2 separate regions of the Homo sapiens genome follow, and region 1 is linked to region 2. Evidence: chromatin loops called from intact Hi-C (ENCODE). Cell type or tissue: CD4-positive, alpha-beta T cell. All regions are shown on one strand. Links, peaks and the distances in the headings refer to the core of each region. The heading gives the core; the rest is flanking DNA.

Region 1 (8,321 bases), core at 279-8,278, 270 kb after region 2:
ATTCACAAAACTTATCACAAAGCTCAAGTAATCAAAACAATGAGGTACTGGCGTAAGGACAGACATATAGACCAACGGAATAGAATCTGGAGTCCAGGAATGAATCCATACGTTTATGGTTAATGGATTTTTGACAAGAATACCAAGACAATTCAGTGGAGAAAGAATAGTCTTTTAAATGGTGTTGGAAAAACTGAGTATCTACTTACAAAAGAATGAAGCTGGACCTTTGCTTCACACCATACATAAAAATTAAGTCAAAATAGATCAAAGGCCTAAATATAAGAGCTACAAGTATAATTCTGAAGAAAACATACAGATAAAATCTTCGTGACCTTGATTTAGCCGTGGCTTCTTAGAAATGACACCAAAAGCACACGCCACAAAAGAAATAATAGATAAATTAGATTTTTGTCTTCATCAAAATCATAAGCCTTTTGTGCATCAAGGGACACTCTCGAGAGGGTGAAAAGATAACCCAAAGAACGGGAAAAAAATTGCAAATTATATATAATAAAGCTCTAGTGTCCAGAACATATAAGGAGCTCTTACAATTCAACAATGAAAACACATACAGCTCAATTTTTAAAATGGCCAAAATACTTGAATAAACATTTCTTCAAGGAAGATATACATTTATTTATTTATTTATTATTTTTTGAGACGGAGTTTTGCTCTTGTTGCCAGGCTGGAGTCCAATGGTACGATCTCGGCTCACAGCAGAGATCGCGATCTCTGCCTCCCGGGTTCAAGCAATTCTTCTGTCTCAGCCTCCTGAGTAGCTGGGATTAAAGGCCGCTGCCACTACTCCAAGCTAATTTTTGTATTTTTAGTAGAGACGGGGTTTCACCATGTTGGGCAGCTTGGTCTTGAACTCCTGACCTCTGGTGATCCACCCGCCTTGGCCTCCCAAAGTGCTGGGATAACAGGCATGACCCACCAAACCCGGCCCATTTATTTTTTATTATTTATTTTGAGATGGAGTCTCACTCTGTCACCCAGGCTGAAGTACAGTGGCACCATCTCGGCTCACTGCAACCTCTGCCTCCCGGGTTCAAGCGATTCTCCTGCCTCAGCCTCCCAAGTGGCTGAGATTACAGGTGCATGCCACCACACCTGGCTAATTTTTTTTTGTGGTATTTTTAGTAGAGATGGGGTTTCACCATGTTGGCCAGGCTGGTCTCAAACTCCTGACCTCAGGTGGTCCACCCGTCTCGGCCTCCCGAAGTGCCGGGATTAGAGGCGTGAGTCACCATGCCTGGCCCAAGGAAGATATATAAATGGCCAACAAGCACACGAAAAGAGGCACAACATCTTTAGTCAACAAGGACATTCAAATGGAAACCACAGTGAGACACCACTTCACACCCACTAGCATGGCTATAATTTAAAAAACAGAAAATAACAAGTGTTGATGAGGATATGTAGAAATTGGAACGTTCATACATTGCTGGTAGGAATGTAAAATGCATCCACTGTGGAAAAGTTTGGCAGCTCCTCAGTATGTTAAACACAGAATTACAATATGAGCCAGAAATTCTACACCAAGGAATATACCCAAAGGATCTGAAAACCAGTGTTCAAACAACAACTGTACACAAATGTTCAGACTGTCATCATTCACAGTATCAAAGGGTAGAACAACTCAAATGTCCACTGCCTGACAAACAGACACACAAAACATGGTACTTATGTACAACTGCATATCATCCTCCCAGAAAAAGGAACGGAGCACGATACATGCCACAGCACAGAGGAACGTTAAAACGTTATGCTAAATGAAGCCGGTTACAAAAGAGCACGTGGAACCTGACTCCATTCACATGAAATGTCCAGAACAGGCAAATCTACAGAGACAGAAAGCAGGCGAGTGGTTGCCAGGGTTGGAAGAGCCTGCGTGCCACCGCAGAATACCCCAGACTGGGTGGCAGAAGGGGCTTCTCACAGTTCTGGAGCCTGGGAAATCCAAGAGTAACGCTCCAGCAGATTCAGTGTCTAGTGAGGGCCCCTTCCTGGCTCACAGAGGTGCCTTCTCCCTGTGTTCTTACAGAGCAGGAGGGGTGAGGGAGCTCTGAGCGGCCTCTTTTATAAGGGCACTAATCTCATTGGTGAGGCCCCACCCTCATGTCCTAATCACCTCCCAAAGTCCCCACCTAATGTCATCCTAATACTATCACCCTGGGGGTTCCAAATATGAATCTCGGGGTGGGCACAGACATTCAGATCATAGTAATAAATCCCTACCAAAGAATAAGAAACTTAGGTCTATAATCAATCCTTATCAAAGAAAAAGAAATTTAGGTCTATAATAAATCCCTACCAAAGAATAAGAAACTTAGGTCTATAATAAATCCCTACCAAAGAATAAGAAATTTAGGTCTATAATAAATCCCTACCAAAGAATAAGAAACTTAGGTCTATAATCAATCCTTATCAAAGAACAAGAAATTTAAGTCTATAATAAATCCCTACCAAAGAATAAGAAACTTAGGTCTATAATCAATCCTTATCAAAGAACAAGAAATTTAGGTCTATAATAAATCCCTACCAAAGAATAAGAAACTTAGGTCTATAATAAATCCCTACCAAAGAATAAGAAATTTAGGTCTACAATAAATCCCTACCAAAGAATAAGAAACTTAGGTCTATAATAAATCCTACCAAAGAATAAGAAATTTAGGTCTATAATAAATCCTTACCAAAGAATAAGAAATTTAGGTCTATAATAAATCCTACCAAACAATAAAAAATTTTAGGTCTACTAAGGTTCTTTCTTTTCTTTCTTTTTCTCTTTCTTTCATTTTCTCTCCCTCTCCTTTCTTCCTTCTTTCCTTCCTTCCTTCCTCTCTTTCTCTCTCTCTTTCTCTTTTTTGAGATGGAGTCTTGCTCTGTCACCCCAGCTGGAGTGCAGTGGCACGATCTCGGTTCACTGCAACCTCTGCCTCCCGGGTTCAAGCAATTATCATGCTTCAGCCTCCCAAGTAGTTGGGATTACAGGCGTGTGCCACTACGCCCGGCTAATTTTTGTATTTTTTGGTAAAGATGGGGTTTCACCATGTTGGCCACGCTGGTCTTGAACTCTTGACCTCAAAGGATCCGCCTGCCTTGGCCTCCCATAGTGCTGGGATTACAGGTGTGAGCCACCACACCTGGCCTCTACTAGGTTCTTAATAAGTGGTATATCCAATTACCACCAGGATACTTTTTGTCAGTATTTGAACAACATGAAACTGTTTCGGTACGTAAGTTGATAAGAAACCACGAATTATAGTTTAATAAACTAAGCATGTTTACTTACCGCCTCTAGGAGAGGGAGAATCGTGCCCCCCAATGATCACGTGGACACCAGAATCTTCCAGCTTCACTCTCCATTTTTCAATGATAGCCCCAGACTTGTCCTGAAAGCAGAACACTGGCAGGTCAGGAAACTTCCCTCCGAACAGTCAACCGTTGCTTACACTGGGGCTGAGTCACCCGACAGGAAGTTCCTACAAACCTTACTGGCATCATTGAAAACAGACAGCTCCATGGTACCTTCAAAGTCCTGTTGCAAAACAGACCTCAAACATTCGTCCAGCCACGGTTCAGCGTTGTGGACTGGGAGGATAATAGACTGGAATTCAAAAGAAATGGATTAACAGAAGTGTGAAAACTTAGTTCCCTTTCCATGGCTCTAATTTACCTCCCCTTCACCACCCGCACATATGCCGTGACAAACAAAAGGTGTCCACTCCTTTTCTCCAGGCTCTTAACATGCTTGTAAGATTCTTTACGTCTTAGCTTTCCCTGAACTGCCTTCTACATGTTTTTGAAAGTGAAAAAAAAACTGAAAGGACTTTGGGAGGCCGAGGTGGGTGGATTACAAGGTCAGGAGATTGAGACCATCCTGGCTAACATGGTGAAACCCCATCTCTACTAAAAATACAAAAAATTAGCCAGGCGTGGTGGCAGGCTCCTGTAGTCCCAGCTACTCGGGAAGCTGAGGCGGGAGAATGGCGTGAACCCGGGAGGCGGAGCTTGCAGTGAGCTGAGATTGCACCACTGCACTCCAGCCTGGGTGACAGAGCAAGACTCTGTCTCAAAAAAACAAAACAAAACAAAACAAAAAAACTGAAAGGCATCAAATTGTTCCCAACTCAATGGTAAATCATGAGTTTTCCAATCACTGATCAGAAACATCATTTTGGTTGAAACAAGTATCTGGGTATCTTCCAACTCACTCATGAAAATAACTGGTTGGTTTTTTTTTTTTTTTTCTGAGATGGAGTCTCGCTCTGTCACCCAGGCTGGAGTGCAGTGGCTCGATCTCGGCTCACTGCAAGCTCTGCCTCCCGGGTTCACGCCATTCTCCTGCCTCAGCCTCCCGAGTAGCTGGGATTACAGGTGCTGGCTGGTCATGTTCTAGGTGGAATAAGCATTTCGGCAAACCATGTTAGAAAACCTGCAACAAAGTAACCCCTTTAAGTAACCCCTCAGCCCACAAAAAACAATGTTTTAACAAAGTATCGGGCAGGAGGTGTTCAAAGAACCCAGCTGAGCAAATGGGAGGCCTGACGTCCATCTCTCGATTCCTTTGTCCTACACTTCGTTTCGGGCTAGTGTAGCTAGTGTCCTTTTCTCATTGTCCTTTTCTCATGAAGCCCAAAACAAAAATTTATAAAGTGGGATGGAGTAAAACCAGGAAATTCAATGCCAACAAAACAACTGATTACAGGAGTTAAGTCTTAATTTCATACATTATAATATTAAGTGATACGGAGCGATACTTAAGAGATTAGTCTGTCCTCACCCTTAATTTATATCCAAAAAAGAAAAGTTGAAATTGTGTTGAAAACACAATTTAGTCAAGTTCTTTACAAATGAAACCTCACTCTGTCTCTTCCTGGACTTAGGTTAATAAGAATAAAACGAGTTCTGGCCGGGCGCGGTAGCTCACGCCTGTAATCACAGCAGTTTGGGAGGCCGAGGCGGGCAGATCATCTGATGTCGGGAGTTCAAGACCAGCCTGACCAACATGGAGAAACCCCGTCCCTACTAAAAATACAAAATTACCCTGGTGTGGTGGTGCATGCCTGTAATCCCAGCTACTCGGGAGGCTGAGGCAGGAGAAACGCTTGAACCCGGGAGGCAGAGGTTGCGGTGAGCCGAGCTCGCGCCATTGTACTCCAGCCTGGGCAACGAGTGTGAAACTCCATTTCAAAAAATAAAAATTAAAAAAAAAATAAAACGAGTTCCCTAATTTATTTACAAATTTACCTTAGTTTGGATTTACTTAGAGGAAAAGAAGGAAATAATTTTTCTCAAGATCTACAAAATATAATGTTTCTATCAAAGATAGACCTTGATTCACCTGTTACCAATTTTAGTAAGACTGGAATAAAAAAGAAAAAAGGCTGGAAAAAAAACAAACAAAAAAACAAAAAACAGAAAACATGCTGAGCCTTTGGGCGACTGCTAATCCTACATCCCTGTGGTTGTTCCCTGCATCGGCCTATTGGCTGGGTCTGAACCCTGAGGGCCTTTGCTCCAGCCTCTGCCGGAGCACGGGGAAGGTGTTCGGGGCTTAAGGGCAGGTTTTTAGGGCACGTGTTTGGGGTAAGTGTGCTGGGCACACAGGCAGGTGTGTGGGCACGGAGGAGGTGTGCAGGTAGGTGTGTGGGATGCGCAGGCAGGTGTGCACGGCAGGTGCACGGGCAGGTATGGGGCACGGGCATGTATGCAGGACGCAGAGCAGGTGTGTGAAGCAGGTGTGCAGGCACAAGACGTGTGTGTGGGGCATGGGCAAGTGTGCCGGGAATGTGTGACGGCAGACGTGTGGGGTGCGAGGTTGTGTGGGGGCACACGGACAGGTGTGCAGGCAGGTGTGGGGCACGGGGAGGTGTGCAGACCAGGTGTGTGGGGTGCGGGAGCGAGGCAGGTGCGCGCGGCAGGTGCGCGGGGGCGAGTCAGGAGCGCGGGGCACGTGTGTGGGGTGTGGGGCAGGTGTGCGGGGGCGGGGCAGGTGTGCAGGGCAGGCGTGCAGGGGCAAGGCAGGTGCGTAAGAGCGAGGCAGATGCGCAGGTGCGCGGACCAGGTGTGTGAGGTGCGGGGGCAGGTGCGCGGGGGCGGGGCAGGTGCGCAGGAGCGAGGCGGGAGCGAGGCAGGTGTGCGGGCGCGGGGAAGGAGCGCGGGGCAGGCGGGCGGGGATGAGGCAGGTGCGCCGTTCCTCCACCCCACGACCAGGTGAGGGCGAACGGGGAACTGCCTGAGCTCCGAGCCCGGAAGCTTCAAAATCAGAACGAGGAAGGTCGGTGAGGAGGCCACGCTCGCGGGACGGGGGCAGGAAGCGCAGCCGGAGCTGCAGATCTCGGCCGCGCCCCGCGGGCTCCAATCCCGAGCGTCCCCCGCACGCGCAGCCGCGCTCGCCCGCGGGGCCTAAGGGCTGCTCAGGGCGGAGACCCCGTAGGTGAGCCCGAGAGGCGGTGCGGGGCTGCGAACCCCGGAGCGAGAGAGGACTGGAGGGCGGGGTGAGGGGACGCGAGGACCCAGCCTGCACGGCGGGGCACCCTCCCCGCTGGCACCTACCACGTGGGCCTGCATGGCCTGGCTCTCCTCGGACGCCCCGCCCACGCCGGCTCCGCTCATCCCGCCGCTTCGGCCTACGGCGCCTGCGCGGGCGGCACCAGGAGGCGGGTCTGAGGCCAGGCAATCTCCGATTGGTGCAGAGCGGCGTCCATAGGGGTGGGCCTCCCGGAGGGGCGTGGAAGGGGCGGGGCTGCTCGGCGCGGGGCGGGGCCGGGAGGTCGCCGCCTCAGTCTTCCGCCCTGGGCCACGCCCCGGTCCCGGGTCACCTCTCGGAGCCGCCTCCTTGGCCCGTGGAAGCCTCCTGCTCTCCCCTAGGGCGCGCGTCACAATCTCTGGTCCCCCGTAGACGCCGCCGCGGGGAAGGCGGGGCTGTGCGAGGGCGCCGCGCTGCAAACCCAAGCCAGGCGGCCTGGAGTTGCTGTAAAGCCTCAAGCAAGGCTGATATGTAAAAGGTCGTTGCATTTCACCCGGGCTGTGGGCTGTGCTACTTGACCGGGGAGGACGAGGGGACTGCAGGGCGTCCTTTCAGACAGACGCGGTAGGGAGAGCAGGGCGTGCAGGACACTTGACGGCCCCAGGAGAGGGGTGAGGCCCTGACCCCACCGGGGTGTCATCCAGGAGGAAGGGTGCCCGGGGCGAGGTCCCCCAGGAGAAGTGCCCAGGCCTGAGGCCTTGACCCCACTGAGATGTCCCCCCAGGAGGAGGGGTGCCCGGGGTTAGCTCCCCTAGGAGGAGGGGTACCCGGGAGTGAGGCCCTGACCCCACCGCGAGGTCCCCCAGGAGGAGGGGTGCCCAGGAGTGAGGCCCTGACCCCACCAGGAGGTCCTCCAGGAGGAGGGGTGCCCAGGAGTGAGGCCCTCACCCCACCGTGAGGTCCCCCAGAAGGAGGGGTGCCCAGGAGTGAGACCCTGACCCCACCAGGAGGTCCCCCAGGAGGAGGGGTGCCCGGGAGTGAGGCCCTGACCCCACCGCGAGGTCCCCCAGGAGGAGGGGTGCCCAGGAGTGAGGCCCTGACCCCACCAGGAGGTCCCCCAGGAGGAGGGGTGCCCGGGAGTGAGGCCCTGACCCCACCGCGAGGTCCCCCAGGAGGAGGGGTGCCCAGGAGTGAGACCCTGACCCCACCAGGAGGTCCCCCAGGAGGAGGGGTGCCCGGGAGTGAGGCCCTGACCCCACCGCGAGGTCCCCCAGGAGGAGGGGTGCCCGGGAGTGAGGCCCTGACCCCACCGTGAGGTCCTCCAGGAGGAGGGGTGCCCGGGAGTGAGGCCCTGACCCCACCGTGAGGTCCCCCAGGAGAAGGGGTGCCTGGGGAAAGACATGACCTCAGTAGCTCCGGGTACCCTCCACCTTTGCCCTCATTTCCGCCTCCGCATGCAGCCTTGGGAACTGCAGGGCTGGGAACCCGGAGAAGGCGGCCGGGCTCTGGGGGAGCTCAGAGGTGGCCTTCCCTGCCAGGAACACAGGCCAGGCCCCATCCCTATCTAACCTTATACTTGAGGAGCACAGAGCGGATATCTCCAGATTTGAGTCCTGAACGCGCGGCCGGGAACCCCAGCAGTTCTGAACTTGTCAAGGGAGCAGCCTGCCATGAGGGGTCTCCCAGGCGGCTGTGAGGCCTCTGGAAACTCCCTGCTTGGAGGAGGTTGACTGGGGACAGGGCCGTGGGGGTCAATAAAAAGGACTGCTGCCATTAGCCCTGGGCTGCCTGCACACAGAGATTAAGCCCGCTTGGGATTTGTTCCAGCTGATCTGAAGTAATG
Region 2 (8,321 bases), core at 196-8,195:
CCACCTTAGCCTCCCCAGTAGCTGGGACTGCAGGCGCATGCCACGACACCCAGCCAATTTCTTTTTCTTTTTTTTTTTTTGAGACGGAGCTTTGCTCTTGTTGCCCAGGCTGGAGTGCAGTGGCGTGATTTTGGCTCTACTGGAGTGCAATGGCGTGATCTCAGCTCCACTGAACCTCTGCCTCCCTGGTTCAAGTGATTATCCTGCCTCAGCCTCCTGAGTAGCTAGGATTACAGGTGTGCGCCAGCACCCCTGGCTAATTTTTGTATTTTTAGTAGAGACGGGGTTTCACCATAGTGGCCAGGGTGGTCTCAAACTCCTGACCTCAGGTGATCCACCCGTCTTGACCTCCCAAAGTGTTGGGATTACAGGCATGAGCCACTGCGCCCGGCCATGCCTGGCTAATTTTTGTATTATTTTCTAGAGATGGGGTTTATTTATTTATTTATTTATTTATTTATTTTTACGGGGTCTTGCTCTGTTGCTAGGCTGGAGTGCAATGGTGAGATCTCGGCTCACTGCAACCTCCGCCTCCTGAGTTCAAGTGATTCTCATGCCTCAGCCTCCCGAGTAGCTGGGATTACAGGAATGCGCCACCATGCCCAGCTAATTTTTTAATATTTTTAGTAGAGATGGGGTGCAAGACAGGCTGTTCTCGAACTTCTGACGTCGTGATTCACCTGCCTTGGCCTCCCAAAGTGCTGGGATTACGGGCTTGAGCCACTGCGCCTGGCCAAGATGGGGGTCTTACCATGTTTACCAGGCTGGTCTTGAACTCCTGAACTCAAGCTATTCACCCACCTCCGCCTCCCAAATTGCTGGGATTACAGGGGTGAGCCACTGTGCCCAGCCAAATGATTCTTTACTTTCTGGAAATAGGGACTTCTTTCCCCATTGTTCATGCTGAGCCCCTCCCTAAGCATGCTCCACAGGGACAGTGGCGGAGGGGAGAGGTCCTTGCTGTTACGAGCAGTTGGCAGGTGCCAGCCGTCCTGTCAGCTGGGCAGCGCTTCTGTTTTGTGAGGGCCATGACCGAGTAGGATGGCACGTGCGTGGCTGTCTCCTGTGTGTTAAGTGCCCTGAGAGGGCTTGTCCCCACGGAAGCATGGAGCCGGCTCTCGCGCAGGCCAACTAGATGGATGTGCTGGAACAAGGGCCGGGAAGGTGGGATGGCCGGAGTTGAAGTTGCAGTGGAGATGACGTGGGGGCCGGAGGGAGGTTGGGCGTCATAGCCTGGCAGCTCCAGCTTCCACGTCTCACCTTGCCTGGGGTCTCCACGTAGCTGTCTCGTGGGCGTCGCGTGGGGCACTCCCCCACGTGGACTCTTCCGCCTCCTGGCCCTCCCAAGTGTCCCTTCCGGGAGGTGGCCTTGTGGCTGTTGAGGGAGCGCCTGGTGCCTCCCTCCTGGCATCACTGCCGTCTCCTTCCCCCCACCCCATAAAGGTGTGGCTAGGATGCCAGTCAGACCTGCCGGCATGGCCTAAAGAGGAGGTGGGCAGGCTTGGCCAGTACTGGTCCTGTCCCCAGCACCTCTCCCACTCGGCTGCTCTGCTTCGACCATGTTGCCTTTGCAGTTCGCGAGTTCCCTTGGCTCCCTTCTGCCCTGGGCCCTGGCTCTCCTGCTTCCCTGGGCAGCAGCACTTTCCTCCCAGGTTTTGCAGCCCCCCTCGTTGAGCTCCGTGGCTTCCGTCCTCTCTCTAACGAGGCCATGCCCTCCCGTTTCCTTCGTAACTTTTCTTTGCACTGTGGAAGTCCCCAGCTGTTTGTCGTTTCTCTCCAGAGTGTCAGCTGTGGGAGGGAAGGGCCTTGTCTGTTCTCCGTGTGGCAGTGCCAGTCTCGATCATGGAGGCAAGCTGGGGGCCTGGCCTATGAACTCCTGGTGGAGAAATCAGGAGGATCTGGGCTAATTAGCTGGGCATGGTGGCGTGCGCTTGTAGTCCCAGCTACTCGAGAGGCTGAGGCAGGAGAATTGCTTGAACCTGGGAGGCAGAGGTTGCAGTGAGTCAAGATCACACCACTGCATTCCAGCCTGGGTGACAGCACAAGACTCCATCTCAAAAAAAAGGAAGACTTGGGCTTTTTTTTTTTTTTTTTGAGACAGAGTCTTGTTCTGTCTCTCAGGCTGGAGTGCAGTGGCACAATCTTGGCTCACTGCAACCTCCGCCTCCCGGGTTCACGCGATTCTCTGGCCTTAGCCTCCTGAGTAGCTGGGATTACAGGCGCACAGCACCACACCCGGCTAATTTTTTGTGTATTTTTAATAGCGACAGGGTTTCACTATGTTGGCCAGACTGGTCTCGAACTCCTGACCTCGTGATCCGCCCTCCTCGTCCTCCAAAGTGCTGGGATTACAGGCATGAGCCACTGCGCCCGGCCAGATTTGGGCTTTTGGTTTGGGAGCTCTGTGTGCTCAAGGTGTCCTGCGCTGAGGCCGGGCTGCAAGAGGGGTGGGGAGTGTGAGCACTGCCTGGAACACGAGGCCGAGTCCAACAGGGAAGACTTTCATGGGGCTACACGAGCAGCTGGCTGTGGAAACAGGCCTGTGCACAAGACGCATGGCAGGTGTGGGGGAGGGAGGTCCCAGGGGCTGGGGCCCAGCTGCCGGGGCCAGGCCTTGCACGTGGGCACGGTGTCCTGAGGTCAAGGGATGCAGAGTTGGGTCCAGGGAGGAGGGAGGGGCTGAGAAGTGGGCAGGGGCTCCCTGGCGGTGATGGGGACAGGTAAAACTGGGGGGGTGGAGGGGGCAGGCGGGGGGGGATGGGCAGTAGGCCTGCGACCTGAGAGGTTGTGGTGGGGAACCGGCTGCTGAGGGCCCTGGTCAGGGCAGCGACTTGGTTTCTAGGGTTGGAGAGAGGAGGAACTAGCTGGAGGAGGACAGGACTCAGTACAGAGCTGGCATCTTGGTGTAAGGGTGCGTGAGGTGGGAGGGCCTGGGGAGGTGGGTGTGTGTGGGGTGGGCTGGTGAGGCGTGGGCGAGGTCTCAGTGCTGAGGCCTTGGTTGAGCTGTATCCTTTTGGCAGATTTATCACACGTCCTGATGTCAAGCAAAGCAAGATGGCTGAGTTCCTGGACTGGAGCCTGTGCAATCTGGCCCGTTCCTCCTTCCAGACCATGCAGGGGGTCATCACCATGGATGGGACGCTGCAGGCCCTGGTAAGTGCTGCCCGCAGGGGCTGTGGAGATCGCAGGGAAATGGCGCCTTACATGGGGACCACGGAATGATGTTACCTGTGATTCCATCTTGACGTAATTGGAACCCCGTGGGATTGATTTAACCGGGCCAGGGTCTTGGGCAGTTTCCTTTTCCCTCTGCTTTGGGTCCTGCCTCAGGCAGGGCTGGTTTCTGCGCTGGTGCTGGTGGATGGGCTTGGAGCCCCACCTGTTGCCAGCAGAGGGCAGTGGTGCCACGCAGCCGGGGCTCCCCAGGGTAGGTTTCTCTGCATCTGGGCTGCTTAGTTCCTGTTTAAGTGCAGAGACTGAACGAGCTCTAATAAAACAAGGTGGGTGAGTTGAAATTTGATTCTGTTCCTTTGCACTGGGCTCGGGTTGGATGTTCCTGACTGCTTCGTTGGGACACAGACCCTGGCCTCTGCCTGCAGGTGCCTGGTTAGTGCCCTGGCTGCAGCCCTTTGCCAGCCCTTTCCCTGCCCTTTCGCTCTGATTGTCTCTTGTGTTACCTTTTCTTGTGCTAACGAGGAGGAAAGGTCAAGTCTCAGAAGAGGGCAAAGCCTCTTTTGGGTCAGCGTCCTGGAGGCTGCAGCTCCCTGGTCAGCCTTCTGGAGGGGGAGCCGGCAGCCGGCTGTGGCCTTTGGCGTGGTGGGTTCAGCGCCTTCTTCTCTCTTTAATTACAGCGGGTGAGGCTTTGAGAGCACTTCTCATCCTTGTCTCACGCTGTGGAGCCTGTGGTCCCTCTGAGGAGCGGGGCACTTTGTTCTTGTTTAAAAAATATATTTTATAGAGACAGGGTCTTGCTATGTAGGTCAGGGTGGTCTTAAACTCCTGGCCTCAAGTGATCCTCCTGCCTTTGTGATGATCCCAAAGTGCTGGGATTACAGGCTTGAGCCGCCGCGCCTGGAAGGACACTTTGGAGCGCGTTTTAGGGGAGATGATGAGTGCCACCTCGCCACGGCGTCCTCCTGTCCGTGGCGTCGTCCTCCTGTCCGCAGCATCGTCTTCCTATCCGCGGCATTGTCTTCCTATCCGCGGCGTTGTCTTCCTGTCTGTGGCGTCGTCCTGTCTGCGGTGGCGTCGTCCTGTCTGCGGTGGCGTCCTCCTGTCCGCAGAGGCGTCCTCATGTCCTCAGTGTTGTCTTCCTGTCCATGGCGTTGTCTTCCTGTCTGCGGTGTCGTCTTCCTGTCCATGGCGGCCTCCTGTCCGCGGTGCCCTCCTGTCCATGGTGGCCTCCTGTCCGCTGTGCCCTCCTGTCCGCGGCGTCGTCTTCCTGTCTGTGGTATCATCTTCCTGCCCGCGGTTTTGTCCTGGCCGTGGCAGGTTCTGCCAGGGAGCGGGAGGCTGTCAGCTGGGTGGAGGGGGGCTGTGGGAGTGATAGCCTGGGGTGGGGGCATACGTTTCTTGAGGGGGAATTGGGAAGTGTCCTCCTCAATGTCTGCTGCTTCCCGGTCATGCTGCCGTGGTCTTCAGGAGGGCAGCCTTTGAAATGAGGAAAAGGTTTCAGACGTGTGAGAGAAAACTGCAGACGTGTTTCCTGGAGCCTGTGCTCTGCCCAGGTGATGTCTGTTTTCTTCAGGCGTCCCCTCAACCTCCACATAAATGTGACAGATTCAGCAGTTTTCAAAAATCAAGATATAATTCACATACCACAAGTAATTTATCCTTCTAAGGTAAACAATTCTGTAGTTTTCTGTGCGGTCATCACCATTATCTAACTTCAGGACACTGTCATCATCGTGAGAGAAACCTTGATTGCACCGAGCAGTCCGTCCCTCACCTTCCCCAGCCCCTGCAGCCGTGGATCCATGTGCTGTCCCTGTGGACTTGCTGGTTGCGGACATCTCACCTCACCAGAGTCGTACACGACACAGCCTTTTGCGTCTGGCCTTCACTGAGCCCGATGTGTCCAAGGTTCATCTGCGCTGTGGTGTTGTCAGTGCCTCGTTCCCTTTATGGCCGAATCATAAGCCAACGTGTGGGTATTTTCCATATGCCAGCGTGTGGGTATTTTCCATATGCCAGTGTGTGGGTATTTTCTGCTCTTACAAATTACGCTGTGAAGAACTTTCATGTGCAAGTTTTTGTTTAAACTTAATGCTTTCAGGCCGGGCGCGGTGGCTCATGCCTATAATCCCAGCACTTTGGGAGGCCGAGGCAGGCAGATTACTTGAGGTCGGGAGTTCGAGACCAGCCTGGTCAACGTGGTGAAACCCCATCTCTACTAAAAATGCAAAAAATAGCCAGGCATAGTGGCGTGGGCCTGTAATCCCAGCTACTCCGGAGGCTGAGGCAGGAGAATTGCTTGAACCTGGGAGGCGGAGGTTGAGTGAGCCGAGATCATGCCACTGCACCCCAGCCTAGGTGACAGAGCAAGACTCTGCCAGAAAAAAAAAACAGAAAAAACAAACCCAACTTAATACTTTCAGTACCCTTGGGTACACAACACTAGTTTTTAATAAAATTTTAAACAAAATTTGGAATGTTTTCATCTTTCTGGAGTCTTTCTAAAAAGATTTTTCTGGTGGCATACCTGTCGTACTGATGAAATAGAGGACCTCCTCATGCCAGGCATTTTTGGGCATTGCAGGTACAGATGTGCTGTCTGTGTCCCCAGGTGCCCCTCGTTCCGGCCGTGCTGGGGCAGCATCCTCAATGCCTAAAGAGGATTCATTGCTATCGTGGAGGTCAGGGCAGGCTGAGGCTGGCCTTGAAGGGTACGGGGGTGGAGGGGTAGGGCAGGGAGGACTCAGGTCTCGGACGTACCCACTGTGCCATTGGTCCATGGATCCTCAGGGAATGTGCGTTTTATGTTTTAGGCAATTCTGGTAAAGGTGGTGGATTTAGTTGCAATTGGATTCTTCATTTTTTGCCTTGGGTCTCACTGAGGAAACATGAAGAAGGGGTAGATGGCAGTGGCCAGGGTGGGGGTCCTGGGAATTCTGGTAGCTTCACCTTAATGTTTGTGATGCTGGGTGTACAGACAGCCTCCCACATGACCAAGGACACGCTCTTAGGTCCCTAAGACCCCAGAAGAATGGGCCGCTACTGCCAAGAAGTATGACATGCGTGTGGAAGACCATGAGCCTTACCCGGCTGGTGGCATGGGGTGTGGCAACTGCCGCAGCTCCCCGAACCATTGCAGTGGGAAAGGGGTACGTGCTGTGACTAAGACCACTGGACCCGACCCATCGCAGCGACAGGGGGTCCATGCTGTGTGACTGAGACCACTGGACCCCACCCATCGCAGCGGGAGGGGGGTCCATGCTGTGTGACTGGGACCACTGGATCCCACCCATCGCAGCGACAGGGGGTCCATGCTGTGTGACTGAGACCACTGGACCCCACCCATCGCAGCGGGAGGGGGGTCCATGCTGTGTGACTGGGACCACTGGACCCCACCCATCGCAGCGGGAGGGGGGTCCATGCTGTGTGACTGGGACCACTGGATCCCACCCATCGCAGCGACAGGGGGTCCATGCTGTGTGACTGAGACCACTGGATCCCACCCATCGCAGCGGGAGGGGGGTCCATGCTGTGTGACTGGGACCACTGGACCCGACCCATCGCAGCGGGAGGGGGGTCCATGCTGTGTGACTGGGACCACTGGATCCCACCCATCGCAGCGGGAGGGGGGTCCATGCTGTGTGACTGGGACCACTGGACCCGACCCATCGCAGCGGGAGGGGGGTCCATGCTGTGTGACTGGGACCACTGGACCCGACCCATCGCAGCGGGAGGGGGGTCCATGCTGTGTGACTGGGACCACTGGATCCCACCCATCGCAGCGGGAGGGGCGTCCATGCTGTGTGACTGGGACCACTGGACCCGACCCATCGCAGCGGGAGGGGGGTCCATGCTGTGTGACTGGGACCACTGGACCCGACCCATCGCAGCGGGAGGGGGGTCCATGCTGTGTGACTGGGACCACTGGATCCCACCCATCGCAGCGGGAGGGGGGTCCATGATGTGTGACTGGGACCACTGGATCCCGTCCATCGCAGCGGGAGGGGGGTCCATGCTGTGTGACTGGGACCACTGGATCCCGCCCATCGCAGCGGGAGGGGGGTCCATGCTGTGTGACTGGGACCACTGGACCCGACCCATCGCAGCGGGAGGGGGGTCCATGCTGTGTGACTGGGACCACTGGACCCGACCCATCGCAGTGGGAGGGGGTCCATGCTGTGACTGGGACCACCTGGCCTGAGGTTGGACTGGTGAAATGACAATGTTGGCACCTACATGTGTGTCAGGATCCATGTGGATATGTCCCGCACACCTGCTTCTTGGAATATTGTGTAAGCAGCTCTTCAGCTTCACGGCCTTCATGATCGTGTTCTGGGTGGGGAAGAATTAACCAGCCTACCAGCCCGTGGGGCCAAAGCAGTGTCCTTATAATCATCTGCACCTGGAACCAGGTGGCGATCCCACCGTAGAACCTGTGGCTCACAGGATCTGAGGTGGCTTCGAGGGCTTCTCTGCCCTCTAGGATTCCCTCATCCTTAGAAATTTAACCTTAATGAAATCCCTAATAAAACTCAGTGCTGTGGGGGAAAAACATCTCAGGTCAGGGGAGCAAATGGGAGGTCTAACAGGATGTGACCAGAGCTGGTTGTCTCCAATGGCTCTGCCCCGAGTGTGGTGCCTCTGCAGGGGAGGCCGTTAGCCCTGCCCCGAGTGTGGGTGCTGCTTTGGGAGGGGAGGCAAATTTGATCTCTGTCCGGTCTCTTAACGGGCTTCTAGGGGTCTCCTGCAGCTCTCGTCAGCCTGGCCTGGGAGCCTCCCCTCCTCTGCCGTCCCCACCCCATGCTGTTGGGTCAGCAGGATATCCCAGCCTTGGGGCTGGAGCCAGCTGTGGCTGCCCAGGGACTTGCAGGCAGGTGAGGCGTGCCACCTTCTGGCCAGGCTGGCTGTGGGAGAGGCAGCCTCCTGGTGAGGGGCTGTGGGCCACTGCGTTCAGGCTGCCTTGGAGGGCTCCACGGTGTCCCCTGGGTGCAGGGCTCCGAGTCCTTCTCGGCTTGGGAGGGTCTTGTGGCCACATGTGTCTAGTTCTGCAGTTTCTTTGTTGTGGGTTCGGTTCTTTACTTTTTTTTTTTTTTTTTTTGATGATCTTGTTGGTTTTCTCTAGATTGTTCCCAAGTTTTCTGTTCTTC

What was found. A loop is a pair of places that touch in the nucleus more often than their neighbours do. Peaks named below come from ENCODE experiments on the same cell type or tissue, not always from the same donor. Only the 100,000 strongest peaks of a DNase experiment are listed, where the experiment ranks them.
Region 1: it touches region 2 in a loop (2.4-fold over the local background); 7 of 110 quality-filtered maps call a loop at or near these places.

What each region holds. Positions count from the first base shown.
Region 1 is chr17:83,045,173-83,053,493 of GRCh38, forward strand. QTGAL (queuosine-tRNA galactosyltransferase) reads right to left here and starts at 6,598. Exons shown (of 13, transcript NM_001009905.3): 1 at 6,565-6,598; 2 at 3,497-3,613; 3 at 3,299-3,398. The coding sequence starts at 6,579. It overlaps LOC124904094, which reads left to right and starts at 6,015. Exons shown (of 4, transcript XR_007065967.1): 1 at 6,015-6,073. In CD4-positive, alpha-beta T cell, for the core only: no CTCF peak of the experiment used is centred there; DNase peaks (open chromatin) are centred at 3,459, 6,719 and 7,999; H3K4me3 peaks cover 2,395 bases; H3K27ac peaks cover 1,509 bases.
Region 2 is chr17:82,778,569-82,786,889 of GRCh38, forward strand. TBCD (tubulin folding cofactor D) reads left to right here. Exons shown (of 39, transcript NM_005993.5): 7 at 3,021-3,153. Among named protein-coding and RNA genes, the nearest start is that of TBCD, 31 kb to the left of the region's middle. In CD4-positive, alpha-beta T cell, for the core only: CTCF peaks have their summits at 3,402 (motif pointing right) and 3,601; DNase peaks (open chromatin) are centred at 2,608, 3,403 and 4,283.